Regions from separate parts of the Homo sapiens genome. Here regions 1, 3 and 4 are each linked to region 2. Evidence: chromatin contacts called from ENCODE Hi-C data. All regions are on one chromosome and are shown on one strand. Each heading gives the region's core, a stretch centred on a gene start or an enhancer-like site at or near the end of the contact. The rest is flanking DNA. Distances are from core to core; before and after follow the strand shown.

The links. Hi-C counts contacts between places; a loop is a spot of excess contacts on that map. Pooled maps may share reads with other maps.
Region 1: a loop to region 2 is called in a map of B cell, with 34 times the contacts of the local background. The contact joins the promoter of LSM5 here to the promoter of EEPD1 in region 2. A Hi-C loop is called at or near these places in 6 of 168 maps with a recorded cell type or tissue (B cell, CD4-positive, alpha-beta T cell, CD4-positive, alpha-beta memory T cell and 2 more), 2 of 37 single-sample maps with no recorded cell type and 14 of 50 pooled maps.
Region 3: a map of naive thymus-derived CD4-positive, alpha-beta T cell shows a loop between it and region 2 (14-fold over the local background). The contact joins the promoter of NT5C3A here to the promoter of EEPD1 in region 2. A Hi-C loop is called at or near these places in 1 of 168 maps with a recorded cell type or tissue (naive thymus-derived CD4-positive, alpha-beta T cell), 1 of 37 single-sample maps with no recorded cell type and 8 of 50 pooled maps.
Region 4: a map of CD8-positive, alpha-beta T cell shows a loop between it and region 2 (27-fold over the local background). The contact joins the promoter of BBS9 here to the promoter of EEPD1 in region 2. A Hi-C loop is called at or near these places in 2 of 168 maps with a recorded cell type or tissue (both CD8-positive, alpha-beta T cell), 1 of 37 single-sample maps with no recorded cell type and 7 of 50 pooled maps.

Annotation. Positions count from the first base shown.
Region 1 is chr7:32,487,881-32,493,013 of GRCh38, forward strand. LSM5 (LSM5 homolog, U6 small nuclear RNA and mRNA degradation associated) reads right to left here and starts at 2,500. Exons shown (of 5, transcript NM_012322.3): 1 at 2,440-2,500; 2 at 1,369-1,464; 3 at 745-772. The coding sequence starts at 2,485. RefSeq lists an enhancer at 2,403-2,452.
Region 2 is chr7:36,151,466-36,156,006 of GRCh38, forward strand. It overlaps EEPD1 (endonuclease/exonuclease/phosphatase family domain containing 1), which reads left to right and starts at 1,789. Exons shown (of 8, transcript NM_030636.3): 1 at 1,789-2,209; 2 at 2,668-3,737. The coding sequence starts at 2,860. RefSeq lists a silencer at 1,201-1,920.
Region 3 is chr7:33,060,765-33,065,684 of GRCh38, forward strand. NT5C3A (5'-nucleotidase, cytosolic IIIA) reads right to left here and starts at 2,012. Exons shown (of 9, transcript NM_001002010.5): 1 at 1,804-2,012. The coding sequence starts at 1,941. It overlaps LOC124901610 (a long non-coding RNA gene), which reads left to right and starts at 2,421. Exons shown (of 4, transcript XR_007060279.1): 1 at 2,421-2,884; 2 at 3,265-3,383. RefSeq lists silencers at 1,647-1,706, 2,007-2,126 and an enhancer at 2,367-2,526.
Region 4 is chr7:33,128,128-33,133,114 of GRCh38, forward strand. It overlaps BBS9 (Bardet-Biedl syndrome 9), which reads left to right and starts at 1,437. Exons shown (of 23, transcript NM_198428.3): 1 at 1,437-1,914. RefSeq lists enhancers at 850-899, 1,390-1,499 and a silencer at 1,040-1,339.

The sequences.
Region 1 (5,133 bases), core at 1,250-3,749, 3.7 Mb before region 2:
TATCCACAATTTTCAGATACAAAGGTTATCCACTAGGTAATGTAACCTTCATTAAAAGCAGCAGAATGAACTCACTGACACTAAGACCCACGTCTATCAGACAGAGCTTCATAAAAAGAAGTGAAAGCTTGCCCAGGAAATCAAATATGAAATGAAATGTTTTTTGGGTTTTTTTTTTTTTAAGAGACAGGGTCTTGCTCTGTTGCCCAGGCTGAGTACAGTGGTACAATCATAGTTCACTGCAGCCTAGAACTCCTGGGCTCAAGGGATCCTCACCCTCCAGAGCAGCTAGGACTACAGCTGCCCCCTACTATAACCAGCTAATTTTTAAATTTTTTATAGAGACAGGGGTCTCCCTTTGTTGCCCAGGCTGGTCTCAAACTCCCAGGCTTAATCCTCCTCCTTTGGCCTTCCAAAGTGCTAGGATTACAGGAATGAGCCACCATGTCCAGCCTAAATGCTCTTACTATCAGTTCCTTTATTTGACCTGAACCCTAAAATTCCTGGCTCTTTTTGTTATCTTCTACCTTAAAACTGTGTCTCCACTAATATTCTAGGCGTTTACTAATAATTACATTAAGGTAATAACACTCTGATCCAATTTTACAAGCAAACAGATAAAACGTCTATCTTTAACGTTATTCCACCAAGAGGTAATGTTTTCTCATAAATAATTTTACTCAAAAGTAGTAAAACTGTCTTTAATTAAGAAGAGATTCCCCCCAATTCTTTAACACTACTCACAACTCAGTGACATCTTCCAGTACCATATCTGAAATTTGGTGTTAAGAAAATAAATACAGAATTTACTCTAGCTTCTGCCTTTGTTCAGCTTTTGTTTTTTGTTTTTGTTTTTGTTTTGAGACAAAGTCTCGCTCTGTCATCCAGGCTTAAGTGCAGTGGTACAATCACACCTCACTGCAGCCTCCACCTTTTAGGCTTAAAGGATCCTCCTGCCTTAGCCCCGGAGATTAGCTGGACCCACAGGTGTACATCACCATGCCCAGCTAATTTTTGTAATTTTTGTGGAGACAGGGTTTCATCATCTTGCCCAGGCTGGTCTCAAACTCCTGGGCTCAAGCGATCCACCCACCTCGCCCTCCCAAAGCGCTGGGATTATAGGCGTGAGCCACTGGGCTCGCCTGTTCAGTTTTAATTACAATGTTTAATACAATGGCTCAAATTCAAAATGCTTGTTGTTGATAGGAACTTTACCGTCTTTCAATACATACCTCTTAAAACATTATCATAAGTTCCCTGAGAATGAACTGATTTTTATTATAATAATCACAAATATACTGATTGTCTATAGTTCTTATGTTATTACTTAAGAAAAACCTATACCACCACCACCTTTTAAAAGGATACTGACAAAGTCATCAAATCCTAGAAGAGTACCAACAATTTCCTTATCACTCTTCATCACGATGTGAATTCTTGATCCTATACATTTGTCCACAAGCTCTGAGGAGGGAAAAAATATTATTTTACCATTCATTATTTCAACAAATATTTGAGTGCCTACTGGCACTCTTACTTGCATATAGTGAAAGAAAAACCAGGAAAAACATTCATTCAATAACTTTAGGTCTTATAATACAAATCTCAGTTCAAGCACAGCATCTGGCACATAATGAGCCTTCCAAAAGAGTCTGTGGCATGAAGGAATGAAAACTTTTCAATCACGGCCACGACCACTAGTTCAATCACTCTTCACCAACTACAAAAATATAAGAGGAGATAGGTATAATTATATTCACCGGAAACTCTCCGGTCACTGCTTCCCTTTCCCAACTCTGTCTATCCTCTGTGCTCTGACGGTAGCTTGAACATCTCTTTAGCTAGCCTAGCATTATGTGGCATGATGTCTACTTGTCCAGTGTTCTCTCCTCCACTGGCTTGTGTGCTATTTGAAGGCAATGGCTATGGTTTATCATTGAAAAATGCCCAGGCACGGTATCTAGTGTATAGATACTCAGTTACTACTTATTGAATGAATAAATAACAAACAGAGCTGGTTTCCAGATTCCTCATTTAAGGCTCATTCCGGACCAGGGTGTTAGTGTCACTAACCAACCACATACATAACATGGTCTATCTAATCTGGGGATCGTAAACGCCAGGCTGAGAAGTAGGCCTACTACCTATAACACTGCAGAGGCGGGCTCACAACAAAGTAGGCCGACGACGCGTTCACTAAATGTGGACCTTTTCCAGTGAAGGTCTGGTTTGAGAAGTCAAAGTCCTTGCCTGGAGGAGCCCGACCACGTTAAAGAGCAGGTGCGGCCTGCTGTCGCGAAGACTTGGAGCTCAGAGTCGAACCGCATTTGGTCTTATACATTTCCCCACACTCGGCCAGGGCCTGCCTCGGAACAGCCCCTCGGCCCCCAATCCTGAATGTCAGCTCCCTGTTCCTGCTCCCCAAAGGACGGCGATTACCTAAGGGCAGCAGCTGCGACGGGTTGGTAGTAGCGTTAGCCGCCATGGCTACGCCGGAAGTGGCCTGCCTTCATTGATGGTGGGACGACTTTGAAAAGCGCGCTTCCGCTTTTTCCGCAGCCCAAACAGGCTCGACCAATCTGAGGCCGAGCGCACGATCTAGTCAGCTGCGTGGGTCGCGTTCACTGGCTTTTTTCCCCGGCAAGTGAGATCCGGTGAAATATTTCCTGCCCACTGGACATTTTACCATCTCGGCAGATACCCATAATGCCCTTGAAGTTTTGGAGAGACGTTGAAGATATTTTGCCTTGTGAATAAATTGTTCCTGTAACGTTTGAGTCTTCTTCCCCCGTAAAGTTGCATTTCCTCTCAAGCCAGAATCTTCAAACCAGTATAAATCAATTCGTATTTCCTGCCATCAATTAACTGTTACAATTTTCGTTACAACTACTCATTAAGGAATCTATTGTTTCTTTTTAAAGTCCAGTGGATTGAAAATCTGCAACTAGCATTTTTTAAAATTTTTCTTTAGTGAGGATTTAAGATATGTTTTTTAAACTTTTTACTACTTTAATTCATCGTTCTTATCTTTTTATGTCTGGTAGTCTTATTTATTATAGGCTTTTAAATTCAGTTTCTTCAACAATTCTTGTCTCACAGGCAACCACCAGATGTCACTCTAAATTATTCCAGAAGTGTAAAATCATGCTTTCCACTTCTGTGTTGAAAACAGCAAAGTATCGGCCCTAGTCTGTTTTATATTTGTATCCTAGGAACTTAAACCTGAACAGTCTAGGTCAGGCGCAGTGGTAACGACTGTAATCCCAGCACTTTGGAAGGCCGAGGCGGGCGGATCACCTGAGGTCAGGAGTTCGAGACCAGCCTGGCCAACATGGGTGAAACCCCGTCTCTACTAAAAATACAAAAATTAGCTGGGCGTGGTGGCGTGCGCCTGTAGTCCCAGCTACTCGGGAGGCAGAGGCAGGAGAACTGCTTGAACCCGAGAGGCAGCGGTTGCAGTGAGCCTAGATCATGCAACTGCACTCCAGCCTGAACAACAAGAGCGAAACTCCATCTCAAAAAAAAAAAAAAAAAAAGCTAAACAATAAACATGAGCGGCCACAAAGAACGTCATTCATTCATACAACAAATGGTCATTAAGCACCCATCATTCCTTCATAGACTGAGTTCCTCAAGGCTGAGAATTATGGGAAGCAGTAGTTTACGTGATTAAATTTCTTCATTTTGAATTAAATGACTTTGGTTCAAATTCCATGGTCAGTTATTTGACAATGGGCAAGTTATTTTAACTTTTTAAGTCTCAATATACCCATTGGAAAAAATGGGGACAACAGTATCTACTCATAAGATTAATGTGAAGATTAATTGAGATAATCTATGAAAAGTGGTCAGCATAGGACCTGGCACATAGCCCTTTTAAACATGAGCTGTTATTACTTATCCTTGTTTTCTAATACATGATGTCTGGCTCAGAGTGAAGCTACATAAAGCTAGCATTGCTAGCTGGTTTTGCATTCATCTTATTTTTATAACCAGACATAAGCCACTTTAAGGAAGCAATTTCTTATTTTATACACTGTGCACACTACATTTTCAGGCACACTGTAGGGCGCCTAATGAATATTCTTTAAATTGATTCTCACTATTTCATTCACACCCATCAACATTCTCCTTACTCTTCATAAGATTTTAAATACGAAGTAATGCCAGATTTGTTTGTGACGCTTCTTTCTTTCTCTTTCTCTTTTTTTCTTTTTGTCCAATCCTCATTTGGTTGAAAACCACCTCTTTTCCTGGTTTTCCTTTTCTATTCCTATTTTATTTTCCCCATACCATACTGACAGTATGGGAGAATTCAAAACATTGTTGTTATTTGATAGAGTTTTTAAAAATTAGAAAAATAGGCTGGGCACAGTGGCTCACGCCTATAATCCCAACACTTTGGGGGCCGAGGTGGGCGGATCACGAGGTCAAGACATGAAGACCATCCTGGCCAACATGGTGAAACCCCATCTCTACTAAGAATACAAAAATTAGCTAGGTGTGGTGGCACACGCCTGTAGTCCCAGGTACTCAGGAGGCTGAGGCAGGAGAATCGCTTGAACCTGGGAGGCAGAGGTTGCAGTGAGCCAATCGTGCCACTGCACTCCAGCCTGGCGACGGAGTGAGACTCCATCTCAAAACAACAACAACAAAAAAAAAACAGAATAAACATTAGCAATTTTGAATGCCACTAATAAAGAATAAAGAAAATCTCTTTAGAATCTGAAAAAAGGAACGATATATAGTTCACTTACATAGTAGAGTTAATGGGGATTTCAGGGAGTGGTATTTTTATTATTTTCTCTCCTGAGGCAAGACACAAAAAGGAAGAACAGGCCAATTCCAAATGGAGAGTTGTTATGAACTTGAAAATATGTCATAGCTCTATGTCTCAAGGATTTTTCTCCCTTTAAGTCTTAAGTAGAAGACGTAAAATAGAATTTATAATTTATCATAAAATACATGTAACTACCAAAGGCTCTTCCATGTATTATATGTTCAGAAAGGCATTTCTAATTTTCTCCCTCGAGTTAAATTAGAAATTTTATTATTTTCCCAATAGACATTTGTCCTTGTGGACAATATCTTGTTAATGAATTTATTCTACATTAATACAACTCATTTAAAACA
Region 2 (4,541 bases), core at 539-3,038:
CTGCTTCCAGCCCAAGTAGCCACGCTCCACGGCTGTGCTTCCACAGCCACGTTGCGCATCAAGGCATTCTGCTCAACGAAGAGTTTTCTCTGTTTTCCTGCTTGTCTTAAACTGTTTTTTCCTTACCGCACCAGGATTTCAGTGCGTGGCATAATGTAGCCCAGTGTTTGGGTGGGAGATGATGGTAGGTAGCAAGGCATTTTTGCGATCAAGTGCAAATAGCTTGCCTAAAAATAAAGCCAATAAAGAGAACCGTGGAGCCAGAGATGGAGGCAGTCCTGCCATGTCCTAATGACCCCATCATCACTTGGGTCGGATGCAACCAGACTTGAGGTAAGATTCCTTACCTTAACTTTTCAACAAGGAACCAAAAATTTCCCCCCGACCTTTTTTTTTTTTTTTTTGGTCTAAGCTAGTTTGACTTGGTTTTCTGACCAATATACATAGCAGGGGAATGTGCCTCAGAAAGGCAGTAGCATTTTCCAAACTTGGGCTGCCGCTAATTTTACAACCAAAGTACCTTCCGCCTGTGAGAGGTACTATTTTTGCTGACCCAGTCCTTGGAATTGAAACCAGATGCACTGGTCACATTGGTTGGGGATGAAACTTCAGAGAACACTAAACGTCCAGGGTCAAAGTATTCAACGATATCACCGCATGATTTGCTTAATCGAATACTCTAGCTCTAGGTATCCACTATAATGCAGAGGGCTCTTTAATCTTTAACCAAATTGTCATTTAGCAGTGTGATGCAAAAACTCTTCTGGGTTTTGGGAAGCAGCCCCCATTTCCCTCCTTCGTAATGATTAGACTTAATATTACAAAAACTTATCCTTGTTTACTCACAGCGCTAAATGTGCAAAGGAGCAAACCTGTATTTGACCTATGCGAACACACAGGAGGGTGGTGCGTGCCCTCTGCTAGGAGCACAATGCGTCGCTGGCGTTATTAGAGGACATCTCTCTGAGCGGAGCAAAGGTAATACACTGGTGGAAGAAAAGAAAAGGCCGAAAGTGGGGACAGAAATTAAGACGATCCCATTCAGTCTCCTCTGGAACGTTCTGCAAAATTCCGTGAGACCCTGGACCTACAGCGATGCACTCTCAGGGACTGCCCCGGCCTTCATCCCCACACCTCAAAGACAGACGAAAAGCAGCTGAGCAGATCTCGCCTCGGGCAATCCTAAACAGCCTCTACCAGGCACAACCAGTCCTAGGCCCCGGGCGGCAACCATGGTCCGGGGGCAGCTGACTTAGGACAGCCTCCCTGTGACCCGCCCTCGCCGGCACGGCGCCGGCTCCGCCCCTTAAGCCCCCTAAGTCCCGCCTCTGCGCTCCCGGGGCCTACCCCCGCGCTCATGGCCCCGCCCCCGCTTTTCCTACCCCATCGCGCCCTGGCCCCGCTCCCACACTCTATGACCCCGCCTCTCGCACTCCAGGCCCGCCCCACGCGCTCCAGGGTTCTGCTCTCCACCCATTTGTGCCAGGCCACGCCCCCACACCCATGGCTCCTCCTCTCGCACGCCAGGGCCTCCCCTCGCGCTCTCTGGTTCGTTCTCCACCCTCTTGAGCCTTGATGCCGCCCCCTCTTCCATGGCCCCGCCTCTCCCACTCCAGGCCCGCCCTTGCGCTCTCGGGTTCCTCTCTCCACCCACTGGTGCCAGGCCTCGCCCCGCGCCAGGGCCCCTCCCCCACGTGCCCTCGGGAGTCCCGGGGAGGAGTTGCCGCGCGGAGGAGGCGTGGCCGCGGTGCCTGCGGAGGCGCGAGCGGCGCGGCGCGGCGCGGCCGGGACTTTGGCTTTGACACCGACTGCGAGCGGGAGCCGTGCGGCTGGTGCTGGGTCTGGACTGGCTCTGGCGGATCCCCGCCCGAGTTGGGCGCAGGACTTTTTGCCGGGGTAAACGCAACTGCGGCGGCGCCGCCGCAAGCCCCGGTGCAGCCTCGGCGGCGGGTTTCGCCGCCGCTGCCGCCGCCTCCGAGCAGCCCTGCGGCTTCTATTCACTCTGGGAGAGCGATGCTAAGTTTCTCCCATAGAAAGAGCCGGGACACGCAGACCGAAGCGGCGTAGTCGGCTTCCAGGGCCTGACCAGTGACCCACACCCGCGCGGACGCCTAGGCTGGAGGCAGGGGGCCCGTGCTGTCCCGGGCTGGGCTCAGGCTTCCGAGCCGCAGGTGGAAGAGGAACCGGCGCCCCGCAGAGCGGCCGAGAGGTGGGGCGCGGGGACCCGCGGCAGGTCGGGTGGGGGGTCGATAAGCCCCTTCTCAGTGCCCGCTCCGGGGAGCACGGACTTCCCAGGTTGCAGGTAGCGCTGTGTCAGATGCGGAGCGTGGGGGAGGTGGAGTGGCCACCCCGTCTGCGCGAGCCCAAGTGTGGGTGACCCAAGTGTCAGAGTTGAGAGAGGCCTGGAGGAGAGGCATGAGGCTGATGGGGATAGGTCTCTTCCCAAGAGAAGCGGCTCGTAGCCTTTTTGGACTCCAGTGTGATAAAACCCGGACGTCCCTAGAGGAGAATCCACATGGGCCTAGCCTCATTGTGCCTGCGTTTTTAGGGGTTCACGGGCAGCCACCAGTCCCCGACTCCTGGTTACTAACTCTAGCACTAGGTAGGGGGTGCTAATGCAAATTTCTTAATTCAATGGGTTTCTATGTTTATTGATTTATTTTCTAGGCGGCCAAGTGAAAGGTAATTTTGGACACGCCAGGCATGGAAGATTCGGTGTTTGTCTATAGTAACCTCTTCAGTCCCTGAATCCTGCACCTTCCGTTTTTCTGTGCTTGTACGGCCTACTGGGCTTCCTCCCTAGCCAGAGAGCTCTTCTGCAGTGGTGCGGCCTTCCCGGGAGCCTGATCCTGGCGGACCATGGGGAGCACCCTGGGCTGCCACCGCTCCATCCCCAGGGACCCCTCGGACCTGTCCCATAGCCGCAAGTTCAGCGCAGCCTGTAACTTCAGCAACATTCTAGTGAATCAGGAGCGGCTCAACATCAACACTGCCACGGAGGAGGAGCTGATGACCCTGCCTGGGGTGACGCGTGCCGTGGCACGCAGCATCGTGGAGTACCGAGAGTATATCGGTGGCTTCAAGAAGGTGGAGGACCTGGCATTGGTCAGTGGTGTAGGCGCCACCAAGCTGGAGCAGGTCAAGTTTGAGATCTGTGTGAGCAGCAAGGGCAGCTCAGCGCAGCACTCTCCCAGTTCCCTGCGGCGGGACCTGCTAGCGGAGCAGCAGCCTCACCACCTGGCCACAGCTGTGCCCCTCACCCCACGTGTTAACATCAACACAGCCACCCCGGCCCAGCTCATGAGCGTGCGAGGCCTCTCGGAGAAAATGGCCCTCAGCATCGTGGACTTCCGCCGTGAGCATGGGCCCTTTCGCAGCGTTGAGGACCTAGTGAGGATGGATGGTATCAATGCCGCCTTCCTGGACAGGATCCGGCACCAGGTGTTTGCTGAGAGGTCCAGGCCCCCATCCACCCACACGAACGGGGGACTGACCTTCACCGCCAAGCCTCACCCGAGCCCCACTTCCCTGAGCCTGCAGAGTGAGGACCTGGACCTGCCGCCAGGGGGGCCCACCCAGATTATCTCCACTCGGCCGTCCGTGGAGGCCTTTGGAGGCACAAGGGATGGGAGGCCTGTGCTGAGGCTGGCCACCTGGAACTTGCAGGGCTGTTCCGTGGAGAAGGCCAACAACCCCGGGGTGCGAGAGGTGGTGTGCATGACACTCCTGGAAAACAGGTGAGGACAGGAACCACCATGGGTGTTGGGTGTGAAGGCAACTTGTGCGTGACCTCATCTATGGATGCAAATGAATGGATTCTTTTGCGGGTAGGGAGGGTGCAAGAGTTTTTAATCAATGTTCTTGAAGCCTCAGCCAATACCGTCACCTGAGAATGGGCTGTCCTTCTGCTCCAGAATTTTCTGAATACAGCTGGGCTTGTGACCCATGTCTTGAGTGTGAGATATCTGAGACTGATTCATAATTTTGGGGTAAGCAGAGGTTGTGTTTTTGTTACTGCTTTGGAGGATGCTGGGTCTACACCAAGTCAGGCACTCAGAGCATGGGAACTGGTGCAGTTTCGCATGTGAGAAAGAGCTCATTGGATTTTGTTTATTAATGGGAGGGAAAATCATATTTGTTCCATCAAATATGCCTATTTGTGCACACAAAATCATCTTAAAGGCCAAGTATTTGCAAACACATACAAGTGTCTATATTTACCAAAATGCTATGAATGAATCACTCTCCATTCTTTTTCCTTATTTAACCTGGAGTTGGTTTTCAGCCCTAAAATTGTAGCCCAAAATGTGTGTAACCTTTTCTGTGCCATAGCCAGAAAAAAGCAAGCTGACGTGTGTGTGTGAAAATTGGCCGGATTTTCCCCATTTAAACCAAAGAAAAGAGTCCAGTAGGATAGGCCGTTACCACAGAGCGTTTATGTTATTCACAATACTGCTCTCTGTAGGAATTTCTGTTAGCCTCGTCATAAACAAAAACAATATTATTTTGGCAGTAACTCCTGCTGTTAGTAAAATAGCAAA
Region 3 (4,920 bases), core at 762-3,261, 3.1 Mb before region 2:
TTACAGAAAGATGGAACTAGGATTCCAACCCAGGTCTTCTGACCCCCAGTCAAATACTTCTTCCACTTGAAGAAGCAACCTATTAAAATTAAAAAAGTTAACATGAAGCTCTTTTCACTTTTTCCATTGAAAAGCTACTAGCAGGCTACACATATATTACAATCTGAATTAATATACTATGCATACATGTAAATATTGACTGATTTCTTTAGTACCAATAAGTTGGTATTCTAGATAGGTCTTCATTATTTGTCACAAAGATAGCAAACTGTTCCTATGATGGTATCATTGAAGGATTTTGTGAACACACTGATTTTTAACCTTACTTGGCTTAGATAAGTGGTATACAGACCAATCCATAGTTTAAGCACAGGCAGGGAGATATGGCAACTCGGTTTTTTCCCCTACATAGGCATTATTAACCTTGGGCAAAAGAAAGCCAAGTTTTCTAAGCAGGAAAGCAACAAAAGCAAAATGAAACTTCTGAGTTAAAACCATTTGCTGCTGTGGGCATACAGATGTGGGACAAATGAATTTTAATAAGCCTTTAGAATTATTAAGACCCTTTAAGAATAAATTAATTCAAAATTAGGGAATATTATTGGAATATGAGACAAGTGGGAATTAACTTTTTTTTTTAAGAGACAGGGTCTCGCTATGTTTCCCAGGCTGGAGTGCAGTAGCTATCCACAGGTGTGATTATAACCTTGAACTCCCAGACTCCAGTGATCTTCCTCTCAGCCTCCCAAATAGCTGGGACACTGGCTAATTTTAATTATGCAAATACATCTGTATTCAACCTGGGGTCAGTACAACCAATAGGACAAATCGTGTCTTTCGTCAGTTGGAACATATTGCAGGTGCTCAGAAATTCCAAGTATTACACCCTAAAATGATATTATTTAGTGTAGATTTTAAATTTTTTTCTATCATAAATCATCTGACCCTAGATGTTCACATGTATAGCACACGGTCAGGCGTATACCCAGGATTATGCATTTCAGGAAATACATAAGCGTGCAAGTTTGTGCAAGAATTGTCTTCCTGAGTGGGTTCTAATTAAAATACAAAACGAAACTAAATATCCTCATTTTTGAAACAATTACTTATAATGTATCTCAAAGGGAATTCTTGAGACACCCTCTTCAATAAAAAATTAAATTCGAAAATGTATACAAGAGCTTTGGGAGTTAAGATGAAAACAAAGATATTTCGTGGGAGTTTTGAGACAAGAAGGAATACATTCAAATACAAAATAAACTATCCTGAATTTCTCCTGGATTGCCATTCTTGTAAAATTTTAGATATTGCACATTTTCATAATCTAACTCACGGCAGCCCCAACATAAAACTAGTCCTCTGCGGGAATTGCAACTAGATTAGCGGCAACGGTTTGACGCGGATCCGGGGGGAGGGCGGGAGCAAGGCAGGGAGAGAAGGAGCCACCTGCCCAGGACATGCAGCTTATCTCTAGAGAAACGGGTTTTGCAGCACAAAGTAGCCTGTGTCCGATTCATCTATTTTCTGCCTTGTTCCTTCAAACGGAAACCTAACAAAGACCACGGGCAGCCAAGGGCCGCAGCCGGGGACCCAACCCTGGTCACCAAGCCCGCGGAGTGGCCGCACGCGGGGCGGCCGGGTCCCCCAAGCTGCGCGTCCCGAGCTAGCGAGATCCCAGCCTGACAGGCGACGCCGGCAGCTCCCCGTCGCGACCGAACAGCGGCCCAGCACAGGCTGCCGAGGCCAGCGGACGGCCCAGCCGGCCCCTCGCGTGCTCTGGGCGCGCCGAGCCTCCACACTCACCATCTCGATGATCTTGGTCTTCCGCCCCGTCTTCCTCTTCAAGGTGAATATGTACTGAGCCAGCACCACCCCCGCCACCAGGGCGCACACGCTGGCGCTCGCTACCGCGCCCACCCTCGCCACGGCCGCGCGGTCCATGGACGGGGCCCTCATGCGCGTCCAAGCAGGAAAAAAACAGGCAGCTCGCGTAGACTGCGAGTCTCGGAAGCGCGGGATCCCAGAGCATCACGGACGAGCCCGCGACGCCCCGCCCCGCGCAGCGACGCCCCGCCCCGCGCAGCTCCGCCCCCACGAAGCCCCACCCACACGCCATCGATGGGAGAGGCCAGGACGCGGCGGGAGGGGTGTGGCCTGTGCCCGGAGCCCAGGCTGGAGGCGGCCTTCAGCAGACTCAGGGTCTCACGAGCTGCTGTCAGGGCAGGGCAGAGTATTGCGGTAATTATCCTTCTCTGCTAATGAGGATTAGGCCGTGGTTCGCTCGAGCCCCGCCCCAGTAGAAATCTAATTCCAACTGCGGCCCGCTAAGAAGTCGGTCTCCGCCTTCGCGCCTCAGCCCCTCTGGACTCCGACCCCCAGAAGGCTGCGCGGCACGGTGTGACCTGCGCAGTGGCGTCCGTTCTAAGTGCTATAACAACAGGGGGAAGATGGCTCAGAGTTAGGCTGGAGAGGGGCGGTGTCCCTTCCGCCGCAGCCGCGGGGTTTCTGCTACATCCCATTCGCCACCTCCGCCATCCTTTTTTCTGTGTGAGCAGAAGGGCTTGCAGTTGTTCTCTCCTGCCTAGTGTCTTCCAAGGGATAGATGCCATTTCTTCTGCTGGTCTCTGGGGGTGAGGAGGGGCGCAGGGGAGCTTCTTGGGGGAATCGCTCCAACTCTGTGGAGCTGGTGGTGCTGCCTGGTGGGGCTCTCTCTGCCCAGGACGTGGAACAACTTTCAGCCGGAGGACTAGAGGAAATAGTTGTAGGGGAGGAAAAATTGTTTCCTTCTAGCCTTTTAGGTCATTTGGCTGGTCTACAAATTAAATTGATGTAAGACAGAGGAACATGAGAAAAACGATTTGTCGACCGAAAGGTGAAATAACAGGTACTAAAACTTAAAGAAATCATGGTTAGTTTTATTACTCGGCCAAGTTTGAGGACTTAAGCCTGGGAACACAGACTCAGTATAGACCGAGAACGTGTCCCAAAGTAAGTTAGCTGGGAGTATAACCTGAAGAAGACTGAGTTTTAATACCCAGAATATTTGAGTATCAATATCTAGACTACTGTGTCATTTTGTCGCCAAAGTAATTTTTTATGAATCCAGTTTTGCACCAAATACCAATATGACTTAAATGTTGTCTGATTGTGAGGCCTAAGATGGTCACAGTCTCATTTATCTTTCTTCCTCAACAAAAACATTTTCCATATATTACATATTATTTTGAATGGGTAGAGACTAAAGCCACGTTTCTATAATTTCAGGATTTTAAACATTTTGTAGACGATAACATTCGTCTTGAAGCTGTGGACAATCTAAAACAGAAATGGAGTTCCAAATTTTGTTTTTGTAATATGGCCCGTCAACTGCACATGGGAAGAATGTGGGTACTCTGAAATATGATTTCTATTTTAACTAGTTATACTATATCATAGGTCTGATTATCATCTATATGAGATGTTAAAGCTGTAGGAGTATAGTCAATTAGACTACAAACCCTGGTAGTAAATTTCCAGGAGGAAAGGGGTCCATATGTTTTTTATAAGTGTAAACCTTGTGTTTCTGAATCTAAGAGGGTTGGCCATGTTTGGAGACTATTTCAGCTTCTATGTGAATTAACATATTAATTATTCTTGTTGAAAGACATGGAAGATCTTGATATGGTTTGACCCTGTATCCTCACCCACATCTTATTTTGAATTATACTCCCATAATTCCCATGTGTTGTGGGAGGGACCTGGTGGGAGATAATTGAATCATTGGGGTGTTTTCTTCCATACTGTTTTCGTGGTAGTGACTTAAGTATCAGGAGATCTGATGGTTTTATCAGGGTTTTCGCTTTTGCGTCTTCCTCATTCTCTCTTTGTCTGCTCCCATCCATGTAAGATGGGACTTGCTCCCTGCCTTCCACTATGATTGTGAGGCTTCCCCAGCCACGTGGAACTGGAAGTCCAATTAAACCTCTTTCTTTTGTAAATTGCGCAGTCTGGGGTATGTCTTTATCAGCAGCCTGAAAACAGACTAGTACAGATCTCTACACGGAGAACTACAAAATACTGATGAAAGAAATCAGGCCAGGTGAGGTGGCTGGTGCCTGTAATCTCAGCACTTTGGAAGCCCAAGGTTGGGGGATTGCTTGAGGCCACAAGTTTGAGACCAGTCTCGGCAACATAGCGAGACCCTGTCTCTACAATCCCTGAAAAACCAAAGAAATTAGCTGGGCATGGTGCTGCGTTTCACTCTCGTCCGTGTGAAGAGACCACCAAACAGGCTTTGTGTGAGCAACAAGGCTGTTTATTTCACCTGGGTGCAGGCGGGATGAGTCCAAAAGAGAGTCAGTGAAGGGAGATAGGGGTGGGGCCGTTTTGTAATATTTGGGTAGGTAAAGGAAAATGTGTTAACAGTCAAAGGGGGGTTGTTCTCTGGCAGGCAGGGGTGGGGGTCGCAAGGTGCTCACTGGGGGAGCTTTTGAGCCAGGATGAGCCAGGAGAAGGAATTTCACAAGGTAATGTCATCAGTTAAGGCAGGGACCCACCATTTTTCACTTCTTTTGTGGTGGAATGTCATCAGTTAAGGCAGGAACAGGCCATTTTCACTTCTTTTGTGATTCTTCACTTGTTTCAGGCCATCTGGGCATATAACTTGCAGGTCACAGGGTATATGATGGCTTAGCTTGGGCTCAGAGGCCTGACACTGCATGCCTGTAGTCCCAACTACTCAGGAGGCTGAGGTGGGAGGATTGCTGGAGCCTAGCAGTTGGAGGCTGCAGTGAGCTATGATTATGGACTCCAGCCTTGGTGAAAAGGTCAGGAGATCGAGAACATCCTGGCTAACACGATGAAACCCCGTCACTACTAAAAATACAAAAAATTAGCTGGGCGTGGTGGCGGGCGCCTGTAGTCCCAGTTACTCGGGAGGCT
Region 4 (4,987 bases), core at 187-2,686, 3.0 Mb before region 2:
TGTAAAAAAAGATAAAAACTTTTTTTCTCTTTACTTGATTCCTCCATAATTAGAAAACCATTTGTGAGTCTTCTTATGGTAATATGGTCATTTCAATAAGTCTAATAAAAATCTGCTCTCTCTGTATAGCAGAATACAATTGGAAACTGGTTATATTACCAAGGCTTTGACTGAAAGGTCATTTTTAAAAATATTGAGGCCGGACGCGGTGGCTCACGCCAGCAATCCCAGCACTTTGGGGGACTGAGGTGGGTGGATCGTTTGAACCCAGGAGTTCGAGAGCAACCTGGACATGGCGAAACTCCATCTCTACAAAAAATACAAAAATTAGCCAGGTGTGGTGGTCTGTGCCTGTAGTCCCAGCTTACTAGGAAGGCTAAGGTGGGAGAATCGTTTGAGCCCGGGAGGCTGAGGCTTCAGTGCTTCAGTGAGCAGTGATCCTGTCACTGCACTCCAGTCTAGGCGACCCTGTCAGGGAGACCCAGTCTCAGTTAAAAAAAAAAAAAAAACCCAAAACCCAAAAAACTAAAACTAGAATGGTATTTTCTACTGGGAATGTGGATTTGTGGATTGATGGTGAAATACTGGAAATTTAAAGCCTACACTAGAATCCATTGAAAAAAGCAAACAAGAAAAACTTCAAGGTTGGCTACATTGAATTTGAATGTAAAGATTAAAAAAAAATAAGTAAAAAACAAAAGAAGACATAGATCCAATCCCATATACCAGGAAATGCACTCTAAGGTATATACGGAAAATATATTTAACACATGTGTATCAGGACGCAGGCACAAGTAACTTCAAAGCAGCGCTGTTTCAAATAGTAAAAAAAGGAAAAACTGGAAACTGTTCAAAAGCTTCATCATCTCGATGATCTTGGTCTTCCGCCTCGCCTTCTTCTCCAAGGTGAATATGTACTGGGCCAGCACCACCCCCGCCACCAGGGCGCACACGCTGGCGCTCGCTACCGCGACCACCCTCGCCACGGTCGCGCGGTGCATGGACGGGGCCCTCATGAGTGTCCCGGCAGGAAAAAAACACCGCGATTGGGACTCTCAGAAGCGCAGGATCCCAGAGCACCATGGACAAGCCAGTGACGCCCCGCCCCCACTAGGCCCCACCCACACGCACCGAGGGGAGAGGGCGGTCACGCGGCCGGGGGGGCGTGGCCTGCCCCCGGAGCCCAGGCAGGAGGAGGGTCTTCCTTAAGGAACTGCTGCCAGGACAGGGCAGAGGATTGCAGTAATTATCACTCTCTGCTAATGAGGACCAGGCCGTGGTTCACTCGAGCCCCGCCCCAGTAGCAATCTAATTCCAACCGCGGCCCTCTCAGAAGTCGGTCCCCGCCTTTGCGCCTCAGCCTCTCTGGACTCCAGCCCCCAGAAGTCGGCGCGGCACGGCGTGACCTGCGCAGTGGCGTCCGTTGTAAGTGCTATGACAACAGGGCGAAGATGGCTCAGAGTTAGGCTGGAGAGGGGAGGTGTCCCTTCCGCTGCGGCCGTCGGGTTTCTGCTACATCCCATTCACCGCCTCCTCCATCCTTTCCTCCTCGGTGTGAGCAGCAGGACTTGCATTTGTTCTCGCCTGCCTAGTGTCTTCCAAGGGATAGATGCCGTTTCCTCTGCTGGTCTCTGGGGGTGACGGGGGGCGCAGGGGAGCTTCTTGGGGGAATCACTCCAACTCTGTGGAGCTGGTGGTGCTGCCTGGTGGGGCTCTCTCTTTGCCCGGGACGTGGAACAACTTTCAGCTGGAGGACGAGAGGGAATAGTGAAGCTAAAGGTTGCTTTTCTCTGCACCGTCCGTTCTTGCTCCCTCTGCTCCATCACTGGGACCTTGTCAGGCGTTCATAAAGCAAAATTTGCCGAACGAGGGTTCGCAGAAAGGTGGGGCAGAGCTCATCTGACGTGGCATCAGGTAAGATGGTATGTCTGTTGTTAAACTTCGGGTACATGAATACCCTTTCCATGTTTTATTTTGTGAACAAGATTCTCTAATGCAGTATAATGGTTTGGAGTCTGTAAGGTGATTGATTTCTTAGATGTTTGCACTGAAATAAACAAACACTAGGAGCACAAAGTGTATGAGATTCTGTGAGTACTTTTGAGAAAAAAGGGATGAGAATTTTTAAGGATTCCATTGAGGAATGTCACTTGGAGCATGAGCATCCTCCTGAGACACTTCAACAGGTCTGTGAGTAAATGGGCAAAGCAGTTCCCAGCCTACGACTGAAGTAGGATGCATGTACTAATACCCCCAATCCTTCTAGTAATAGGATTATTGTTTCTCCTCTTGTTACTTGGAGACCACAACAGTTTAGATGAGCTGCGCTGATTTTATCAGCACCTCCTGCCAGTCAAATCCTGCCTTTGACTTCAATTTCCTGGAGAAATGTATTTTTTTGGGTATCTCACTTTTACTTTAAAAATGAAACCGTATCTTACAGGTATACACATCTTACATGTCCTCATTGATAAACAACTTGAAAGATGCTGCAGGATAAGCTATGGGTCTTAAGTTGGCCAGCATTCAGAGAAAGATTTTCTAACTTATTAGCATTTTATAAAGAAAACAATTACTGAGATTTTTTTCATGAATATACGGAAGAATTAAAAAAAAAACTAGAAAACCCAGAAGTTTTTAAAGAAGAATTTTAAAAAACTTTATTTTGAAAATAAGTTACAAGTTATTTGTCAGAGTTTAAGGGATTTTTCCTTGTGTGTAATTGTCGTGGTTAAATTACAACTATACACTTATATTTATGGTACAACTTCTTGATAGAAATGCTCACTGAAGGGAAAAAATCCAACAGCAATAGTATATATAGTAATTTTAAAACTTTTACACCTTTTGAGGGATGTAGTAAGTCTTACGCTTTAGAATACTTTGAAATATTTTTGAAAATTATTAAAATACATGAAATTATTATAAAACATCCCTGCTGGTTAATAACATTTCCATTAGTGATTACTATCAGTCTTTGTGAGTCCCATTTAAAATTTCGGTCCAGAGGGTGAGTTTGGCATTCGTAATTGTGTCTTGCACAGAACACACTACCACCGTCTCTTTCAACTACCACTACTACCACTGTCTCTCCTACTAGCACTGTTTCTACTGTTGGGTTATTACTGACATCTATTGAGTACTTGCTATGGGTTGAGCCATTTTATCCTCCTCCACCCTAGAACAATTGAGATACTAGAGGATAAGGGACTTGTTTAAGATCATGTAGTGTAACGTGGTCAGAAAGTGCACCCAGAGCTGTCCTACTCCAAATTTTGTGTTATTTTGCCCTTTGAGTCTTTTGTTGAAAATTCCAACAGTGAGCCCTTGTATTATTGCCTTCAAAAGCAGTATACTTCTTTTGAACACTACATGCATTTGTCATCTTTCTTTGACTGGAAGACCTGATTTCTACTTTCTTAAATTTGGTGTGACACTGGCATAACCTGGAGAAAGCAAAGCTCTGAAAATGAACAACAGCTGCAAGGTCTGTTTCCAGAACTGACCTTCAAACCTGTATGTTTTTTCCACAGCATTCTTTGGGGTTATTGTTTTCACAGCTGATCATATTGTAGGACTAGGTCAATGAGGTGTTCAAGACCAGCCTGGGCAACATAGTGAGACCTCGTCTTTGCCGAGCATGGCAGAAAAAATAAAAATTATTAAAACTTTTTAAAATATTAAAAAAAGAACAATAGCAAATTAAATTCAGAAGGTCAGCAAAAAAAGGTCAGCCACCTCTTAAATGAAACCTAAATCTGAGTAAACTTGTTGTAGAAAAAAAAGTATTCAAAACAAAAAAGTGTCAAGTGAAGAGTATAGAAGAGAATTTCTGGAGTTTAGGGGATAAGGAGATTATCTCCCATTTATTATTCTAATAAGGCATTAGAAACTAATCTGTTATGCCTGTTTATAGGACTGCACCTGTTACAACCTTCAAATTATTGTCTTCTAATCATCCTTTAACAATTTAATCAAATTTATGACATACTTGCCTGTAGTTTGAACTTGTAGTGTTTAGAATTAGTGTGAATAGAGCTATTGCTTTTATAGTCTACATGGAGGGGCGTGTGCATAGGCCGTTTGTTTAGGGTTCTGGAGTAGACAGTCTGGGTTTAGGTACCGCACATCACTTAACTAGTGAGACCACTGGCACGGATTTCTTAACTTCTCTGTATTCAAGGATACCTGAATAATAGTATCTACAATTTACTTTGTAGTTTTGTTATGAATATCAAAATAGAATGCTTGCAAAGCATTTAGAATCCTGACTGGCTTTAGTAAATGATTAGTAGATACTTTCCTTTAAGGCGAAGTCATTAAAAACCTGGTTTTTATTTTCCAATTACTTAAAGACAAATCAGTGAGCAACTGGAAATCAACACTGAATGAAAAGGGGATAAAATGCAAACCTCGGTTCCTTATTCAAGACAGTTAACTAAACTGAATTAAAAAAACATTGTATACATATTTTATTTTTTGTTATTTAAAACACTTTTTGTTTATTTTGTAACCCAAAAGCCAGGTTTCATGACCAAAAAATGTTTTATTACTATTGTTCCTTACCATCTTTCCTAACCTGTCAGTACCAGACCTCCCACACCTACCTGCTTATCTTAATATCTCAATGTCAAGGCCTATATCTTTCCTAGATTGGAATACAGATTAGCATTTTATTTGTGTCTCAATTTATGGCTAATTTTTCATTTTCTTGATGACTTGGGATGTCTTCCAGGAGAAAGGGCAGAATTTATTTTGCTGACCTTCTGAATTTAATTTGCTATTGTTCTTTTTTTAATATTTAAAAAAGTTGTAATAATTTTTATTTTTTCTGCCATGCTTGGCAAAGATGAGGTCTCACTATGTTGCGCAGGCTGGTCCTGAACTCCTTAGCTCAAGTGATCAATCCGCCTTGGCCTCCCAAAGTGCTGGGATTACAGGTGTGTGCCACCACACCTGGCCTAATGGTAAATGTGGCCAAAATACA